Linked DNA regions of Homo sapiens: region 2 is linked to region 1. The links are chromatin contacts, found by POLR2A ChIA-PET in ENCODE. All regions are on one chromosome and are shown on one strand. The core of a region is the stretch at or near the end of the contact, and the rest is flanking DNA. Distances in the headings are between cores, read along the strand shown. Region 1 overlaps BABAM2 (BRISC and BRCA1 A complex member 2). Region 2 overlaps BABAM2 (BRISC and BRCA1 A complex member 2).

Region 1 (5,421 bases), core at 777-3,276:
AGGAAGCAAGAACAGGGATAGATCCTGATGCGATGCCAATGGTGAACTGCAAAGGAAAGAAAACGTGAGGTTAAAAAAATAAAAAGTTCTGTTTAGTTGTAAAGTGAGAGATGTTCTGGAGATTAAAAAAAAAAATCTGGGCTTTGAGATTGAATCTCAGCCAGGTTCACTGCTGAAATTTCTCCTTTAAACTAACAAATTCTAAATGTTATCTGTCTGGCTCAGGCCTTTCTTGAACTCAGAACTTGTAACTCAACCTGCTCACAAGCAACCCTGCCCCCAAAACCTACTCCCATATCCACCTCATCTCAGAAAATGGCAGCTTCTATCTCTTGGTTCCCAGACCAAAAACCTCTGTCATTGCTGACTCCTTTCTCTCACACCCCATAGTCAATTGGCCTGGTTGGCCTAAGAGGCGCCCACTGAGAGCAGGGCTCAGAACCTACTGAACTTCTCACTGGGGCTAAAACCTCCCTGGATAAGCTGGGGCAATTTCACCTCAGGGCACTGGCCCAGTTCTCCTGCTGTTCTCTCTGCCTGGAACTCTTCCCAGCCATTTGCGGGGCGGGCTTCTTCACCTGCTTCAGGTCTTACTCAAATGTCAGCTTCTGAGTGAGGCTTCCTGAACCATCTATTTAAGATAAGCCCCTTCCATCTCTGGTACTTGGTCTTCTGTGTTGTCGTTTTCTCCGTGGCATAAGACATTCTACACGTATTCACTCATCATCTCCCCCCATGACTCCTCACTAGAATATAATCTCCTCCAGAATGAGGATCTGCCTCTGTTTTGTTCACTTTTATAACCTCATTATTCTTAGCAAGAATAATGCCAAGCATATTAGACACTTAAAAAATATTTGTAGTATTAAAGTCCAATGAATATAAAAAAGAGATGGAAGTCAAATTTCTAAATGAACATTAAAAGCCAATAAATGTATATATCTTTATGGAAATAGTCATTATGGAAAAGAAGAGTTTAACGGTCTTGGAAAGGGATTGGCAAACTTTTTCAGTAAAAGGCCAGGTAGTAAATATTGTCATCTTTGCATCCATAATGCCTGTATTGCAGCTACTTAGCTCTCCTGCTGAAGTGCAAAGGCAGCCGCAGATAATATGTAAATGAATGAGCACGGCTGTGTTCCAACAACATTTTGTTTATGGATACTAAAATTCAAGTTTCATGTAATTTTTACGAGTCATGAAACATTATTATTTAAATATTTTTCTAACCATTTAAAAAATGTAAAAGTCATTCTTAGCTGTGGGCTGGATTTGGCCAGGAGGTTTTAGTTTGCTGACTCTTGATCTAGGATTATAGAAATATTTGACAGTTCTACAGATGCTGAAAGTACGAAAAGTATCCAGGAAGAAATATAGGCAAACCCCACCCCCCTAGAATAGGTTATTAGCAAAAATGAAAAGAGGCCCTTTGGTCAAACTTCTTAGAAGCTATATTCCATCAGCAGGTAAACCACAGGAATTAGCTTTTTTCAGGCAAGGGTGAGGTGAGCATTAGGCAACTCGTGGACTGTGGGAGTTCTCACAACCATACTAGATTGTAACTGTGCAAGAGGGAGCTATTTATATGATTTTGAACGAAGCTTGAGGCATATTCTGGTGCTTTTTAACTTCTATGTTAGGTGAAAAAGCTGCCTACAAAAGCCTTCCTCCCACCCAAAATACTAGCTGTTAGTTGGTGACTGATCCTCAGAAATATTAACATGAATCATATATGCTCTTTTCACAGTGCAAAAAGAGATAATTTTAACACTCAGAAAATGTCATAAACCACACAATAGAGAAGCTATCCAGCCTTCAAATTGTAAATAAATAAAATCCTGTTCCTGCATGGAAGCCTCTTCCTCCTTTCGATTCTGATGCTTCCTCCTCTGGATTCTGATGCCTGCAGGGCTGGCTGGTGTTAACCGTGTTCAGTCTGATGCTGAAGGCAGCCTTTGCTCTCCATCCTTCCTCCCTGGCGCCCACCCTTGTTAGCCCGACTGTCTTTGGGAACCCATAGCACTCAGCCTTGCCCTTTCTCTAGCTGCTGCTCTTCTCACCTACAGACAGCTTGTGGCTGCCCTGTCTCTACTGCGATCAGCCCGGGTTGGCCTAAGCAGCACCAGCTGAGAGCAGGGCTCAGCCTTTATCCAGGCTTCAGGAAAGAACCCCTGAGTTAATTTTCTTCTTCCTACTTGGAGAAACAGGTATTTTTGTCTTTGATCCCTAAGCTCTGTTTTCTTTCTCTTGTTACTAAACAGTTCACTCCCTATCCACTCTCCTTTTTTTGCAACTTCATCATTTTTCCACATTGCACCGTTTGGCACAGGAGAAGGAAAGAACCACATCAAATAAAGGAATGCAACCACAAAAGCTGCCTTGAGAAACAGGGCCCCAGATTTTTTTTTTTTTTTTTTTTTTTGTCAATTTACCGTTTTTGGACTTGTTCTCCCATAATCAAATCCTCCCTATCGTGCTAACAATGTGGTGGTGTGTCAAAACATTGGAATTCTGCTTCAATCAGCAACCCAGAGCTTAATAGGAAAATGAAGCAACAAAATGTTGCTCTTACTGTTAACCTTAGGCTAGGCCTGTCCTTAGGATGGGGACTGTTTGCTTCTTTATGGTAAATGGGCCAAACGTTCAGTTTTGTGAGAGCTTGCATTGTCAGCAGAGGCCCACAGCAGTGTCTTGAGCACCATTCAGGCACGCTTCTAAAGCTCAAGTACCGCAAACTGAAGTACGAAGCATCCCACAATTTAGTAAGCCAGAGAAGAGTTAAGACTAAATTTGTTTGCAAAAATTTTAAAGACACATTCATTTTACTGGCAGCAAGTCAGGGGTCTGGCTCTATGACACTCATGTCTGCAGTTATCACAAAAGGGCTTGCGTGAAATTAAAGTGGTTGTTTTGTTTCTTGTTTTTAAATTAAAAATGTGTGCAATATGTAAACCATTTAGGGACAACAATAAGGTGCCACAATTCCAAACCAAAACATTTGCAAGTCACCACTCTATGTCCTCAGGGAGTATGTGATATAGTTAATGTTTCTAATATTCATCATCAATGAAAACATCAGTTACAGGTAGAGAATTTCTGATTTAGCAATTTTTTAATCTTTTGTGATTAACTGGGTAAATTAAACTGTTTGAAGGTAAGTATTTTTGTTGTTTTGGTTTGGTTCACATGGAGTCATGTGCCACTTTGGTTAATGTGGGAAATAGCCTCTTCTTCAACATCATCTGTTGCATATACAAGCAGTGAGTAGAAGTGTATCTGTCCCTGAACACCAAAGTAGTGTGACCTCCCTTCAGAGATTTCTCTTGGGGAGAGAGGAAGGGGTGGGAGGAGACATACCTTTTCTCCCACCCTTGTTCTAGCATAGCATATTGGAATCTCAGGGTGGAGAAATGTGTTATTTGAAAAGAAGGAAAAAAGCTCATAGCTGGTTCTGATATGGACTAAAAGGACAGACTACCTGACTGCCCCACCCCTGAGAAATGCTGTTTCAACCATACAGAAGGAATCTTCTATCCTCAGAAGTTAAAGACCTCAGTTAATAGGTAAAGTTGCTGCTCTTCTAATTTTGGCAACATTCAGCCTGGCCCCAGTTCTACCTTGAAGAGCCGAGTTATTGGTGTCATTCCAGTTGCCCATTGATCTTCCTGTCCCCTCTGGAGACCTCTACTCTCACTCCCACCACAGCTGCCCAATAAGCAGAGAGTACGATCAAGTCAAGGCGGTGAACAATGAAGGGAAGAAGGGCAGAGCCAGTTTAAGGGGCTGTAGGCAGGTGCTTGCTTGTAAGGACCCTCTCTCCTCCCCATTCTGCTGATGCAGCTCAGGTGCCAAGCCCGGGTGCCTGGCCCTGGTGCCAGCTACTGCCCCAGGAAATGTCCACAAAGGTGAGCATGGGGAGCAGGACACAGACACTGGATGGGGGCACTGTCCCCCTCTGCAGTGTGCTCCCCAAACCAGCTGGAAAGCAGGAGGAACCATTTTCTGGAGCAGACTGGGAAGAGGGAATTGAGGAGGCTATAAGTGTGGTTAGTGTTTTAACAAAAATAAGATATATTCAGTAGATTGCTATCATTTCAAAAACATTTGATCTTACTAAATATCCTGTTTACTTAATAACAGGGAAGTGGGAGTTCAGTTCTGTTAATATCCATCTGTGCAAAACTAGGAATCTATTTCTAAATAACATAATTTATTTACCTGCATCTTTTACTTTTAAAAAATATCCACTAATTTAAATACTATTTTTAGCCAATTCTCTAAAATAGATGATTCAAAACAGCCACAATAGTAACAAGGGCCCACACTTCCCCAGACAGAGTGCGGGGCGGGCCTGCGGGGAAGCAGGGCCAGGGTGCCTCATGGTCCAGGCTGCCTAGAACTCAGGGGAACCTGTACTGAGGCGCCTGATAACTCCAGAAGATGGATGTGTTTGCTTTCTTTAAACCAGTGACACAAGACACAACAGAAAGGGAAAGATTTAGTCAGGAAGAGAAGGGGTTCTGGGAACTGTAGACAAGGACAATGCCAATTTAATTGGCCAAATATAATTGAGGTTGGCCTAATAACTTTTTTGGAAACCACTTTCTTGGTTGCTTGAGAATTTGGATTGCTACTGTTTTCTTAAGGCTTCAAAACCAAAACACTAAACATGTACTAATAGAGCAGTATTAATAGCACAAAGGGGAATGCAAACATGACTTATGAGAAAAGTTGTATGGCTGGCCCATAGCTATTATCTCCTGCCCCTGCAGCATGTGAAGGTATCAATACTGCATCCATGGCATCAATGGGCCGAAAGTAGTTTCGCTCAGACTCACGTGGAATCACATGTTGAATATTCATAGCTTCACTTCTGGAAGCTATGACTGTTTTACCCTGTATGGCAAATGGGACTTCGGTGAGATGTGATAAAGGTTAAGGACCCCGACATGAGGAGATTATCTTGAATTCTCTGGTTGGGCTCTCCATCAATCTAGGCCTCTTGGTGTAAGGATTCAGTTCAAGACACTCTTAACTCTCAGGATTCCTAGTACTCTCCAAAAATAACACTTCCACAGAACCCTGTGTAGGCATTTAGAGTCTTAGAGGAGAGGGCAGGGAAGGGTTCACAACTTCTGGGCCATCCGGCAAGTGCTGAGCATGAGAATATGTAAGGTCCACCACAGAGCTTCCGGCCATTCGATGGGGCCCCAGGCTCACATCAGCACCTCCCTTTCCCAACAAGACCAAGACTGCTTCTCAATACAGTCTGGGGCTAACTCAGGACAACTTGCTTTTCTGGATGTTTCCTCATTTCATTAGGAACCAACTTGGGATCAGGGTCACTCTGGAGCAAGGCGAGCCCTTAAGTTCGCTCCCATCACATTCTGAAACTGTTAAGCTGCAGGCATGCTCATTGCC
Region 2 (5,421 bases), core at 2,150-4,649, 110 kb before region 1:
GTGCCTGTAATCCCAGCTACTCGGGAGGCTGAGGCAGGAGAATCCCTTGAACCTGGGAGACGGAGGTCGCAGTGAGCCGAGATGGTGCCACTGCACTCCAGCCTAGGCGACAGAGCCAGAGTCCCTCTCAATAAAACAAAACAAAAAAAAAGGGTCATTTGGCTGTAGGCGATGGGTCCTCAGGAAGCCGGGCTGCTGGAAGAAGCTGAGCATTGGCTAACCAGGGTCCCTTGCCCCTCCTTCTCGGGGCCTCACAGATGCTTGATCATATCCAAGTATTGCTGGTAAACACGTGTGAGTCCTTTTCCTCATCAGTGCTAAGCAAGAGAGATTCAACTGAAATTACAAGGGCTGAGTAAGCCGGAGACAGGATTTACTAAGTATTAATAATATGCTGTCACATATGGTTCTTTTCATCTTCAAAGCATTTTATAGCCATTTACTAATTAGTCTTGGGCTGCCCTCTGTGTGCAGGTACGATGCTCGATGACAGGCTGAACCGGCAGGAAGTATTTACAAATATACAGGTGACCTTCACTCGTTTACAGGCGCCACCGGCTTCTGTTGCTGTTGCGGGGTAAAGATAAAATCACGCAAACCCTGGTGTTTGAGTCCCTGGTTCTGGAAACATACAGTGGTGACTGTCACCTTGTGCTGAATCCCCTCTAAGAAAACCAGCCCAAATCCTCCCCTGTGGCAAGGAAGCTGAAAGTCTTTTAAAAATAATCATAAATTTCCATCTTCACAAACCTATATAACGTCCATCATCCTTCACTGGGAAATAAAAAAATAAGCTTCAGTTTGTTCACGAGAGTATCGACACACGTGAGAATTGTTGCTGGAGGGGAGCCAAGAGCCTGGATTTGGTCTTGGCTCCGGCCCTGACCGGCCGGTGATCGTGGGTAACTCACTTAACTTCTCTCATCTTCTGTTTCCTCATCTGTGGAACAAAAGCAACCCTATTCAGTTGCTCACAGCCCAGGTCTGCTGTAAAGCTGTGTGAGCTAATGTGTGTGGCAAAACTTCTGAGTTAGACTGTGTGCTTCGCTGATGGGCAGGGTCTCATTCGTTTTCTGGGTCTGTGGGCCCCCAGGGGCTGGCAGGGGCAGGAGGATGACATTCCCAGACCACACTGCCCACTACTGGCTGCTGTCACTGCTGAATGCTTATTTGAAATGCTGAGGGGACGACCAGTCCACAGGACCTCACCCCCTCCCACAGTGCCAACCACCATCTGCTAGAAGTGGAACCAGTAAGAGTTGACTGAGCCTGGGCTTGCTTCAGACCCAGTTGCAGCTCAGAAGCAAGTCCGGGCTCAGTCAACTCTTGGTGCTGTGCACAGTAGAGCCCAATCCGTACCCCTCCATCAGGGGAGGGTGCCCCTAGCAATCCTAAGTGACCATGCCATGGCACCTTAGTGGGGGATGGAGGGGACATGGGGCATAGCACACAGCTGCCCTGAGTAGAGGGGCACCTTCTTGTGGGCACTCAGCGGGTCAGGGTCAGAAGCAGTGCCAGTGTGGTCAGCTGGCTTAGTGGGTCATGATCACTTGCTCAGTAGAATCGCTGGGGGAGTTTTATCAAAATCTAGAAGGCTAAGCTCCAGCTAGTGAGATTCCAAGTCAACAGGCCTGCAGTGGGAACTACCAGAGCAGTAGTTCCTAAAAAAATCTCCCCGGGTGATCTGATGAGCTGAGCCCACAATCCAGTCCAGCCCCCTCCTAGTATTAATATTATGGAGAGGAAGGGACTTACTCAAGGCCACATAGCCAGTTAATGGCAGGGCTGGGATATGGACATAGGACACTGGACTGTTGTTCTTGTCCTGGGAATTCCCAAAGTTTCAGGGTAGGGGGCATAGTACCCACACGGTGAAAAAACCCAGAGTTGGGCAGGCCTCCAGCTGACAGGCAAGATGGGAGGTCTGTTCCAGCTGATCTCCAGCCTCCTGAGAACATTCCTGGGTGCCAGAGAACACAGGAAGCAGAGGCACGACTTCTCCTCACCAGTCTTCACAAGGGCCCAGGGATGGTTCTCTTTTGCGCTCACCTGGTAAAAATGGGCTCCAATAGCCACGAGGGGAACTAAGGGACCAGGTGAGAGGCCCTGTAAAATCATGTGTGTGTCCTGCAGGAGGGGCCAGTGGCTTCGCCTTGGAATGGGAAGGCCAGAGGGTGTCAGGTCGAGCACCCAGGCCAGCTCTTGCCCTCACCTCTGTGGGTGGTGCGTGGGCCCTGCTTCCCTGTGTGGAAGGCCATCAGGACAGGACCATGCTAAACCAAACTGTAAACCTGGTGATATGGCCAAGCCGACGGTAGCCATCTTGTGTTTCAGCTAAGCGAGTGTGTGATGGTACAAGGAGGCCTGGCTCCAAGTTCCCAGGTTTGTTCCTAATTTGCTGTTTCTAATTTGCATGTTTCCTTAACTCTTGGGCCTTAGTTCTGTCCTCTGTACACTGAAGGGAGTAACGGGGTAGAAACGAGATGACTTCTGAAGACCCTTCTGGCTGTGATGATCAGTAAGTTCAGGGAAGATGTCGCCTGCTCAGGGTATCTTCCCCAGCTCTGTTCCTGGCTGGCTGCACAACTGCCAGTCCCCAAGCCCAGAAAGCAGACACATTCCTCTGATAAACCATGACACCCAAGCTTTGTCTTTGTGTATAATTCACACAGTGCTGCAGAGGCCCAGAGGGGATGGAGAGGGGAGAGCCGGAAGGACAGAGCCGTTGGTGCACTCACCAAACTTTAATGACTGCCTACTGTGTGGGGCTGGCCTGGGAACAAGGTGTCCACACAGGGGGCTGGAGGGGTATGGATGGCAGCGGGTGGGGCTGTGTGTGCTAGAGGCCATTTGTTATTGAGCAACAGCCTTAGGTCAGGCTGGATGAGTGGCTGAAACCCAGCAGGTTGGTCACATTGACTCAGGTAACTCCTTCTCGCCGTGAAGGACTGCCCCAGATAGGAAATGCTTGGGTATGAAACACACACATGCACGCACAGAGGGAAGACACTAGTTTCAGAGGAAGAACAGCGAGGGGCATTTAATCTTAGAACTTAAGAGGTCTCAGAGACAAAGGCTTTGGAAGAAAGGCGTGGGCATTCCTGAGGCTTTACTTTCCCCGGAAAATTACTGCACCATAATTTGTGAGTTTATTTCTTCCAACTAAGAAATAGAGGCAAGAAAGAGGGAGTAACCCGAAGTGAAGGGCTCTAGGATCCAGGGACCACCAGCCAGCTCAAGTTGGATTTCAGCAGTCGGGGCTGCCTGGGGCGTGCAAAAGCTGCTGTGTGAGCAAAACGCTGCCGTGAAGACATTCCAGGCGGCTTCCAGGAAGCGGCTGTATGTGCTGACACGCATGTGGACAGGCAGTCTGGCTGGCCACCTCTCAAGACTGGTGTTTCCTAGAGCTTTCCATTGGCAAATGCTGCCTCCTGGAACTGAGGGACAAAGGTTTTGAAATAAGCCCTGGTGGGAAAGAAGGGGAGAAAAAAAATTGTGGTTAGCACAAACAACTTGAAACAAAGTGCAACTGGGAGCTTTCAAGCTAACTCAGAACAGTTGTTATTTATTGTTCATGCATCTTGGGTTGGATTTGCCTTCTCTGCTGAGGCAAAGCCCTCCGGATTTTTCCGAGGAGATGCATGCAGTTCACTACTGTGACATCTCTCAGGAATATTCAAAGGGCCTGTACGTGCACCCTCCTGGCTGCCAATTCCTATGAGATATCTGCACTTAGGTCCGGCTGCCTTTTTTCAGGACAAAGACAAGGGCCTGGTCCAAGCTACAAGACAGTGTGTGTGCAATTGAACCACGCAGTCATTTAGTGATCTAGAGTATCAGGAAGGTTGCATTTTCCACTCAGTTGGACCTTTGACTTCATAAAGACAAAGAGGGTCTAATAAGTTTTTTAACACATTTGATTTTTTTAGAGACAGGACCTCACTCTGTGAGCCAGGCTGGAGTTCAGTGGTCCAACCACAGCACACTGTAACTCTGACCTCCAGGACTCAAGTGATCCTACTGCCTCAGCCACCCAAGTAGTTAGGACTATAGGTGTGTGCTACCATGTCAGCAATTGTTTTTTCATTTTTTCACAGAGACAGGGTCTTGCTACATTACCCAGACTGGTCTCAAACTCCTGGCCTCAAGGGATCCTCCTGCCTCGGCCTCCCAAAGTGCTGGGATTATAGGCCTGAGCCACCACACCCAGCCCTAATAATTTCTAAATGATTCATGGGCTCCATTTATTTCCAAACGCACATGCAGTCTGGTCTACTGGAAAGAAAGCTAGGCTGGGTGTTAAGAGAACATTTCCCAGTCAGTGGAAGAGGGGTGGCAGGACCGGGGGCAGCCCGTTTGGCCTTTCCGGCATCCAGGTTTCTAATCTGTGGAAGCAGGGCCACGTTCTACCTCAGATGTGCACCCGCCGAGCCCACACTGTGTCAGGCACTGTACAAGGCATCAGGGGTGGCGGGGTGACCCAGCCATGGGATCACGCCGTGTGGGAGAATGCAGTGTGGAGGAGACGGACACATGGGTAACCCCACATCAGGGCACCAATGGCAGTCCCGCGGGCCACAGTCCATGCAGCAGGGAAGGGGCAGTGGAGGGGCATTTCCAGCAGCAGCTTGCTGTCAGCTGAGAGGTGAGGGAGAAAAGTGAGGGGAGGAGAAGGGAGGGGCTGCAGAGGAAGGAGGTGGGCACCCGTGCTCCTGGTCACCAGGCTTGCCTTCTAGCCCTGCCCCACCGACACCCACACAATCACAGTGACACCTTACGTGTCCAGATATCTCACCTCAGAGCAATGGCAAGAACCAGGCAGGGCCACCAAGACCTGTCACCCTCAGCACTGCAAAGGTCTCATCGCCTCACCCACAGGGAACCTCCCACAGTCCATTTCATTTAGGATCTGGTCCTACTGAGCCTGGCTCTACCAGCTGCCAGCTCCCAGGAGATCAGAAGCAGCAAATCTGGAGTGGAGGAGCTAACCCAAGGGTAGGAGGCAGATTCACAGCAGCAGTGAGAAGAGAACAGAAAACTGCTCAGGAAGCACGAGCACTCACCGGGGATCCTGTGCCATAGGGCAAAGAGCCCCACGCAATCTGACAGGCCCTGGAGTTGTCTCTGGAGCAGAGCAAATGCAGCGGCTGGTGCCACCGGCTGCCCGCCCCCTTCAAGTCAACTGCAGCCCTCTTTCCAATCTGGCCTTGGAATGCTCCAGCTCTTTCTCAGTGCTGGCCTCCACCATGGCCTCTGCAGCACTGAAACGTCAGCTCCTCTCTCTGGAAGCTCTCTTTCCCTGTGACTTCTGTGACATGTGGTGCCACAGCTGTCCTGCCTCTCTCTACCTCTCCCTGCCCCTCCTTCGGCACTCCCAGGCGCCATCATCCTTGGGGTCACACAGAGCAAGGTGGGAACTCC

What was found. ChIA-PET counts read pairs that join two places held with the same protein, here RNA polymerase II (POLR2A).
Region 2: POLR2A ChIA-PET joins it to region 1 with 13 read pairs in BJ. The contact joins two enhancer-like sites. POLR2A ChIA-PET finds 5 or more read pairs at or near these places in 2 of 52 experiments (AG04450 and BJ).

The regions. Positions count from the first base shown.
Region 1 is chr2:28,221,853-28,227,273 of GRCh38, reverse strand. The region is part of intron 7 of BABAM2 (BRISC and BRCA1 A complex member 2); the gene reads right to left. Among named protein-coding and RNA genes, the nearest start is that of BABAM2-AS2, 86 kb to the left of the region's middle. Within about 2 kb of position 2,026, at least 7 of the 41 ENCODE cell types and tissues checked have a DNase peak (open chromatin) inside an H3K27ac peak, as active enhancers do.
Region 2 is chr2:28,336,494-28,341,914 of GRCh38, reverse strand. BABAM2 (BRISC and BRCA1 A complex member 2) reads right to left here. Exons shown (of 12, transcript NM_199191.3): 12 at 3,014-3,465. The coding sequence ends at 3,402. Among named protein-coding and RNA genes, the nearest start is that of BABAM2-AS2, 29 kb to the right of the region's middle. RefSeq lists an enhancer at 1,326-1,945. Within about 2 kb of position 3,399, at least 18 of the 41 ENCODE cell types and tissues checked have a DNase peak (open chromatin) inside an H3K27ac peak, as active enhancers do.